Regions from separate parts of the Mus musculus genome. Here region 1 is linked to region 2. The links are chromatin loops, found by intact Hi-C in ENCODE. Cell type or tissue: gastrocnemius. All regions are shown on one strand. Links, peaks and the distances in the headings refer to the core of each region. The heading gives the core; the rest is flanking DNA.

What was found. A loop is a pair of places that touch in the nucleus more often than their neighbours do. Peaks named below come from ENCODE experiments on the same cell type or tissue, not always from the same donor. Only the 100,000 strongest peaks of a DNase experiment are listed, where the experiment ranks them.
Region 1: it touches region 2 in a loop (7-fold over the local background); 33 of 42 quality-filtered maps call a loop at or near these places.

Annotation. Positions count from the first base shown.
Region 1 is chr15:55,266,935-55,270,792 of GRCm38, forward strand. No RefSeq gene overlaps it. Among named protein-coding and RNA genes, the nearest start is that of Gm26296, 6.3 kb to the left of the region's middle. In gastrocnemius, for the core only: a CTCF peak has its summit at 1,870 (motif pointing left); a DNase peak (open chromatin) is centred at 1,856.
Region 2 is chr15:55,111,163-55,115,020 of GRCm38, forward strand. It overlaps Deptor (DEP domain containing MTOR-interacting protein), which reads left to right and starts at 1,155. Exons shown (of 9, transcript NM_145470.3): 1 at 1,155-1,457. The coding sequence starts at 1,336. It overlaps Gm9920 (predicted gene 9920), which reads right to left and starts at 2,420. Exons shown (of 5, transcript NR_045093.1): 1 at 2,178-2,420; 2 at 1,181-1,434; 3 at 1-54. In gastrocnemius, for the core only: a CTCF peak has its summit at 2,065 (motif pointing right); DNase peaks (open chromatin) are centred at 1,201, 1,572 and 2,088; H3K4me3 peaks cover 2,500 bases; H3K27ac peaks cover 2,500 bases.

The DNA.
Region 1 (3,858 bases), core at 790-3,289, 160 kb after region 2:
CTCTCCTCTCTCTGCAGCCAGTGCATGCCCTTTCTTTCTCTCCCCGCTCCCCACTTCTCTCTCCCCATGATGGCTTTGGACCCTAGAGCAGCTTTTCAATAAACCTGCCTGTATATAATCTAATCTGGCTTGAATGGGCTCATTTCACCAGTGGAGAAATAACCTATCAGCCAATAGAAACCAAACCTAGTGACACCCACCTAACACTCAGGAAGCTGAGGGAGGAGGCTCAGGAATTTGAGAGCAGCCTGGGACACATAGCCAGCCGCTGCCAATAAAAAGAAAAGAATGACTGCTCTTCCAGAGGTCCTGAGTCCAAATCCCAGCAACCACATGGTGGCTCACAACCATCGGTAATGGGATCTGACGCCCTCTTCTGGTGTACCTGAAGACTGCAACAGCTTACTCACATATATAAAATAAATACATCTTAAAACCAAAACCAAAACAACACAAAACAAAAACAAGAAAAAGAAAAGAAAAAAGAAGAACCGAGCAGTAGTAGGTAAATGCTGGGGCAGTGGGTATAGTTCAGTGCTAGGAAACTTGTTCAGCTTGCACAGGGCCTCAAGCCCCACACTTGCACATGAAATAACATAGAGTATTTATTGCAGTCTAAATATATGCTTTGCTAAATGTTTTCTATGGAAGGTTTACAACAATTCCATTATAAGTACTCATAAAATTCCCAGTTTATGGGCAAGGGCCAAGAGCACAAGGTCATGGTATGCACTTAATGGGGAAGAAAAATCTAGAATAAGACTTGTTCCTGGAGAGCAAAACACGTTTTAAATTTTTAAATTTATGTTTTAGAGACAGGGTCTTACTGACCCTACACTGTCTATAAACTCATCCCTCCTGCCTCAGCCTCCTGACAGCTGGGATTATAGGGGTGGGTCGCTACCTACCCACAATGCTGCTGTTTCTGATCCCTGGCTCCTCCTCCCCACCCTCTGGAGTCTGAATTTTATAGGGAAGAGCCGCTAGGGAAAAGTCAGCCCTGCCCCTGGGCTGGAAAGTTCAAGATTGGTGTGCAGGGGATGCCTCTTAAAGACCAAGGGAGGCTGGGTGAACCTGGAGGCCAGGTCTGCTTTGATATGTAAATATACTCCTTAGTTCCAAGTCCTGGGTCTGAAACCAAGCTGGTGGGAAACAAACAAACAAACAAACAAACAAGGAAACCTTGAAGTACCAGACAGTTCAGCTACCTTCTCCTTCCTCAATTAGGCAACTGCAGGAGAAAGACAAAGAGACTCAGCGCCCTCCCAACTCTTTGGGATCCTGAATGAGAAGAGATTAGAGTTTAGACAGCTGGCCATTGTCATGCACATCTAAGCAGTAACAGTGGATGCATAGCCCCGCCCACCCAGAATAGTCTGGGCTTCACTGTCGTCCTGTAAGCTATGGGAAATCTTTGGGGAGGGAGACAAATTCTCACGTCTGGCTCCCCTGGAGCTGTTTCCTCCTTCCAGTATGAGATTCCTAGGGTGATTTCTATTTCTTGGGGATCTATGGTTTGAATAGCCTAACTGACACATTGAGAGACCTAAGAGTCTCTTTAAAACATATTTATTTTTTCTAGCCTCCTTACAAAGCTTCAGTTTAGGAAATGAATCAAGGAAATGGCTAAACCCCAGCTTACAGTGGCCACATGATAGAGGTTTGTTCAATAAAGTATATCACACACACACACACACACACACACGTTTGCTCCAAGTTTGTAGCAGTCTGTAGCCTCGGAGGTTTTGCCGCCGATGCTGTTTCTGGCTCTCCTCTATGAGAGTTCCCTTTGAGTCATTCCTGGAGGCAGACTCCTGTGTCTCTAATTTCCTCAGAGCCTCCTGAAGGCACCAGCAAGGTCAAGGCTGACATCTGGTGGTGCAACTGGGACCTTGGTGGTCAGAGAAAAATCAAGTTGAGCTCATAACAAAAATACAGAGGTAAAGGGCAAAGTGATTTGTTGAAACCGGACACTTGATCCTCGAACCGGAATAGAAAGAGAGGCAAACCCTGAGGCTGCTAGAGCTTTTCCATGGAACACAGCAGCAGCCACTACTCTTGCTGAGGGTTTATGCGCATCATTGTTGTATTTGCCTCATGAGTGTGATCCAAAGAAACCTAAGGCCTCTCTCAGCAATACTTCAGCTCAATCTTACCTCTGTCTTCATCTCTACCTGCTTTGTGATTCCCCCTCCCCCCTCCCCCCAACCAGGTACAACTGTTCTGGTAAAAGCAAAAGTCTGTGTTAAAACAGGTCAGAGGGAAGCTGGGAGAGATGGCTCAGCGGTTAAGAGCACTGACTGCTCTTCCAGAGGTCCTGAGTTCAATTCCCAGCAACCACATGGTGGCTCACAACCATCTGTAATGGGATCTGATGCCCTCTTCTGGTGTGTCTAAAGATAGCTACAGTGCACTTTAAAACAAACAAATAAACAAACATGACAGAGAGGTTGACAACATCAAGGAAGGCTTGCAACCACATGGTGGCTCACAACCATCCGTACCGAAATCTGATGCCCTCTTCTGGAGTGTCTGAAGACAGCTACAGTGTACTTACATATAATAAATAAATACATCTTTTAAAAAATGGGAAAAAAATAAAAAGAAGACAAGGCACTTTTCATTTAGGCTGGCGGTGAGAGTTGCCACTGCCCTTTCATTCCTGACAAATTCTTGATTCTTGAGTTGGCCTTACTTTGTGTACATAAAATCAAAGTCACAAAGAAGAATGCCTTGGTTTTCATCTAGATAAAGTGTGTTGATGGACTTCTGAACATTTATTTTATGAATTATGGCAAAGTTGTATCAAGAAAAAAAAAGTTGTAGGTGTGGTAGCCCATGCCTTTAATTACAGCACTGGGGAGGCAGAGGCAGGTGGCCGCTGTGAGCTCTAGGCCAGCCTGGTCTACATCGCAAGTTCTAGGACTGCCAGGGTTACATAGACACTGTCCCACCCCCACCCATCGCCCCCTAAAAAAAAATTAAAAATTAAAAAAAAAAAAGGAAAAAGAGGCTCTAAAAGAAGTCTTTGATTATTAGAAACCCTCAGTGTCTTTGCACACCAACATCCTCAACTCAACACAATGCATGCAGTTGTTAGAGGATTCCCTGACGCCAGTTGTGACTCTATGACAGGGTCACAGGAATGTACACATTGTCAGTCAGTTTCAACCATGTGCTAAAGTGCCCTCCTCACTCTTTGGAAATATCTCTAAGCACATCAACTTCACCACGAGTGACTCGGGATGACGTAAACTTCTTAAAATGAAAGCAAGTCAGTCCAGAAACAAAGCACACATTGGTTTGTCCAGCAGGCTTTCTGGGGTCAGACAATGGAAGGGCTCTGTAGGAACAGAGGCCACAGCTTGTATGAACAGAGACTGCCCCTCATGGGCCTGACGGAATCTCGTCTTGCTCCTAACCCTGACGCCCCAGGGGAAATTTTACTACAAGATGAAAACAGATTCCTACAGCTTCTTCAATAAGAGCCTTTTTGGTGGGACATTTCTTCCCTTCTTTCTCTGAAAAGAAGCTCTCTTGTACATCCTTTGACTAGATGAAAAACAGAACCAGATTCAAAGGTGGCATGGCTTTCTGTGCAGTGTCAATATTCGCAGCTCCTCATGGTGGGCTACTCACTCCCTGACCTTGGATCAATGCAACCGTGCCATGGTGTATGAAGCTTACGCAAGTTCCCCTAAGGTGCCATCCACTGGAGTCCTACCTGCCCACATTACAAAGGTTTACACCCAAATCCACTGGGGAATCGGGACTGTGGTGCTCTTTCTTGGCCAGGTGTCACTGGATTCTCAGTCTTACAGAGCGACATGTGGAGAAGCTGTATCAAGAGTCCCCATC
Region 2 (3,858 bases), core at 765-3,264:
TGTATGGCCGCGGAAGCCATGACTTCCCAGTCAAGCTATGTTGAAGTTTACAAACTAAAAACGAAGAGACACAGTGATGACTTTTAATGAACATGGTAGACCAGCTCGGCCATTCAAATATGTTTAACCTCCTCCTCTTTCTCCTCCTCCTCCTCACCCCCCCCTCCTCCTCTTCTTCTTTTAAAGATTTATTTATTTTATATGTGTGAGTACACTGTCGATGTGGCTGTCTTCAGACACACCAGAAGAGGGTATCAAATCCCATTACAGATGGTTGTGAGCCACCATGTGGTTACTGGGATTTGAACTCAGGACACCTGGAAGAGGAGTGAGTCAGTGCTCTTAACAGCTGAGCCATCTCTCCAGCCCCTAACCTGCTCTTCTAACGGTTTATTGTATTGCTTGCTTTTGTCAGTTAAGCTGTTTTTGGTTTTAGTTTGTTTTATGAGACAAGGTATCTTCTTATCCCAGTCTGGTCCAAACTCATGATCATCTTCTGAAGTTCTGGGAACATAAGTGTGTCGCCATGCCTGCCAAGATAGAGTTGTTTTAAAAACATAACCTAAAACTGAGAATGCTCTTGCCTGCTTGCCTGAGACAAGTTACCTCACCCCTCCGAGTTGCCTTCCCGACGTAAAAGGAATGATATGGGAAACACAAGAGGGTAGCAATTTATCTAAAACATCTTTAATGCAGCAGATGTGGACAAGTGATAGCTACAACTAGTGTAAAAAAGGGATTAAGAGCATTTAGGTAGGAAACCAAAGTAATGAAGCCAGGTTCTTAGTCTTTTTGAACCGCAGGGCAGGATCCTTTATTGACTCCACCATAGGGTAGTAGTAGATGGTCTATAGGGAAAGGGATCAGGTAGCCTGAAATGCCCTTCAGCAATATCCTCAACTGCTCCGTTTTTGAGTAATCTGTTCTCATTTTTATTCTCTACAACTCTAGTATGGAAAATGGAGAAAAACTGCAACATTCCCCAGCATGAGTTTGGGAGTGAAAAAGGAAATATAAAAGAGGAGCGAAAGGCTCAACCTCCTGCAAAAACTCAGGGCTCAGAGCTCCGCCCCGATGTTTTTATTTTTCTCCTTGTCCCCGCCCCCCGACCATGAGAGAGCCCAGGCCACGCCCCCAAGCCGAAGTTCCAGACCCGGACTCGCCGACTTCTCCTGCTTACCCGCAGGGATTCCCTCACCAGCCAATCGCGTCTGAGCCACGGCACCGCCCGGAACAAAGATGGCCGGGGCGGCCTCGGGGAGGGCACATTGATCCAAACGCCAGGCGCACCCGCCGGGACAGCAAAGGCAGAGTGGCAACCGCGCGGTCAGGAACATGGAAGAGGGCAGCAGCGGCGGCAGTGGTAGCAGCGACAGCAACGCCGGCGGGAGCGGCGGGGTGCAGCAGAGAGAGCTGGAACGCATGGCTGAAGTCCTAGTTACGGGAGAGCAGCTCCGGTAAGGAAAGGCACTCAGTAGATGGGCTCTCGATTGCCCTATGCCCGCCGCGGTCCGGAGCGCACACGCCATCTGGCTCGTGGCAGGCGTGTCGCGCGGGGCGTAGGGACAGTTGCGAGCGAGTGGGATGGTTGGGTCGCGCTGCACGGGTGCCTGGCTACTGCAGCCCGGAGGCTAGCAGCTTCAGCCAGGCTGCGGGGACCGATGCCGGGAACGCGCGGTGCAGGCTGCGCCCTAGCTGGACTGCTGCAGCCATGCGTCCCTCCGACTCGCCACCACTCAGTGCGTGCAAACCCCCTTGCCAGGTGTTCCTGATGACTGTCTAGTCTGCTCGCTCCAAAAAGAAGAGATTTCGGATGGGACCCCAGTCCCTGCGCTTCCAGATAGAAGGCTCCAGCACCCATGAGTGCCTTCGGTTCAGCTTTCCTTTTTTTCTAGCAAGACATGCTTCCCTCATTGGAGCTTCAGGTTACTTTTATGTAAAACCTGGAGCATATCTGCGAGTGCTTTGACGGGTTGCTTCTCTTCCAAAACCTTTCCCAGTTCTTTACCTATCCCTTGATTGGCACACTTGGTTTCAGGTGTCACTTGGGTCCGCAAGGGGGCGTGAAAGTACCTTGTTCAGTGCCCACGTTTGGGACCCCGGAGTTGGCCCACCGCCGCGCACTTTTCCTAGAATTACCACTTTCCCATCTCACAGATCCAGGAACAAGCACTTACCCCCAGGGCTCTTTTGACATTCCCATCGCTTCCTGTTCCTTTTTCTTGGGCATATGCTTAAGACTTGTGCTTCCGCAGCTGCCTTGATATTGGGGGTTGTAAATCAGATTGCCACTCCAAATGAATCCGGCTCTGCCAGAACTTGAACCGCGAGCCCAGTCCCACCTGAAAGAAGTGTGCTAGCTCCCTCTAGCTCTTGGCTTGATTTTTCCGGCTTATTTCGGTTTCTAGATGGCTGTTTCCAGACTGGAAGGAGAGTGTTACAGAGGTTCCTGGAGGTCTGGTAAAGCACTTGGCTTTGCAGTGTTCAGTTTGAGGAAGTAGCTGTTGGCAGTCAGGACGGTGGAGTCCAGTGTGACAGAAGGAAAATCACGCATTTCAGTTCCTCGTTAAATCTCAACTGTGTGGCCAAAATTGAAGGGAATTAAAAACCTGTTTTCCTTCATCAAGAGTATTTTGTAATGGAGATGACGTAAAGTTTTTCTGATTTAATTGGACTTTCTTAATAATTTATTGTTTTGTTCTTTACTATATTGCTGTTTGAAAAGGCTTTGCTTGGGTGAGATTCCTTGCTTTTTGTTTCTTTTACAAACATCATTAAGACCCCCAGTCACTTTCTCCTTCTCGATAACTGCTCCTGAAATGCACATTCTTCAGCCTCCCCTGAGCGCTCGCAGGCTTTCCCACCACAAATCTGCAGACCTGGGACTCGGGCTTGGTTTTCTATTCCTCCGCCATGTGGCCAAGTGTTACCGTGACTCTGTTTTGAGGAAGGCTTTGAACCTGACAGAATCCTGGCCTTGCCCTTGACTTGGCTAGTGTAGAGCCTGGGACAAAGATGAGTAACACTAACTTTTACCTGGTAGTGTTGTTATGAGGATTATGTGGCGTTAGTGCAGGCACCGGTGGGTGCTGCTACGCACTATATGATCACTAGCCAGGGTAGCCATGTTTGGACAAATTAATTTACTCGTCTGAGCTATTTCCTCATCTGTAAAGTGGTCATGAAGATGAGAGTATTTCATGGGGTGCTTCTGAGATTCTGACTTCTGGGCTTCCTGTGTTAGTTAGCAATCCCCAAGGGCCTGCAGGAGTTAATTGGTGTCCCTGCTCTCTCTGCACCACCACTTTTGACACAGCCCCTCTGGTAAGATGTGTCCAGAGGGCCTGTGTGTTTGTGAAGGACGGAGGATGTCGGTCCAGGCTACTCAGGTTTTCCTTCCCTCTGCCACCACCACTTGTGGCTTCCAGCTTCTGCCATGTGTTCCTTCTGCGACTTTGGAACAATTGACTTGCTCTTTTGCCTCAGTTTCCTTTTTATAGAAGGGAGAATTAAAAGACAATTGGCTTACCATTTTGGGAGGGCTGAGATGTCACAACCAAATTTGAATTTGAGGGTATGCACCTGCAACCCCAGCACTTGGGAGGTGGGGACTGGAGAACTACAAGTTTGTGGTTAGCCTGCCCTACGTAGTAAGTACTAGGCTAGCAAAGCCCTGCCTTTAAAAACAAACAAACAAACAAACAAACAACTCAGAGCAAATATTAACCATTTAAATTTGATTTGAATTTCACTTTTTGTTTCAATTATTTTAAAGCAAACTTTAAAAGCTTACTGTAGGCGGGGAGAGGCAGGAGATATGTGTGCCAATGTAAAAGGTCAAAGAGCACATTTCAGGGG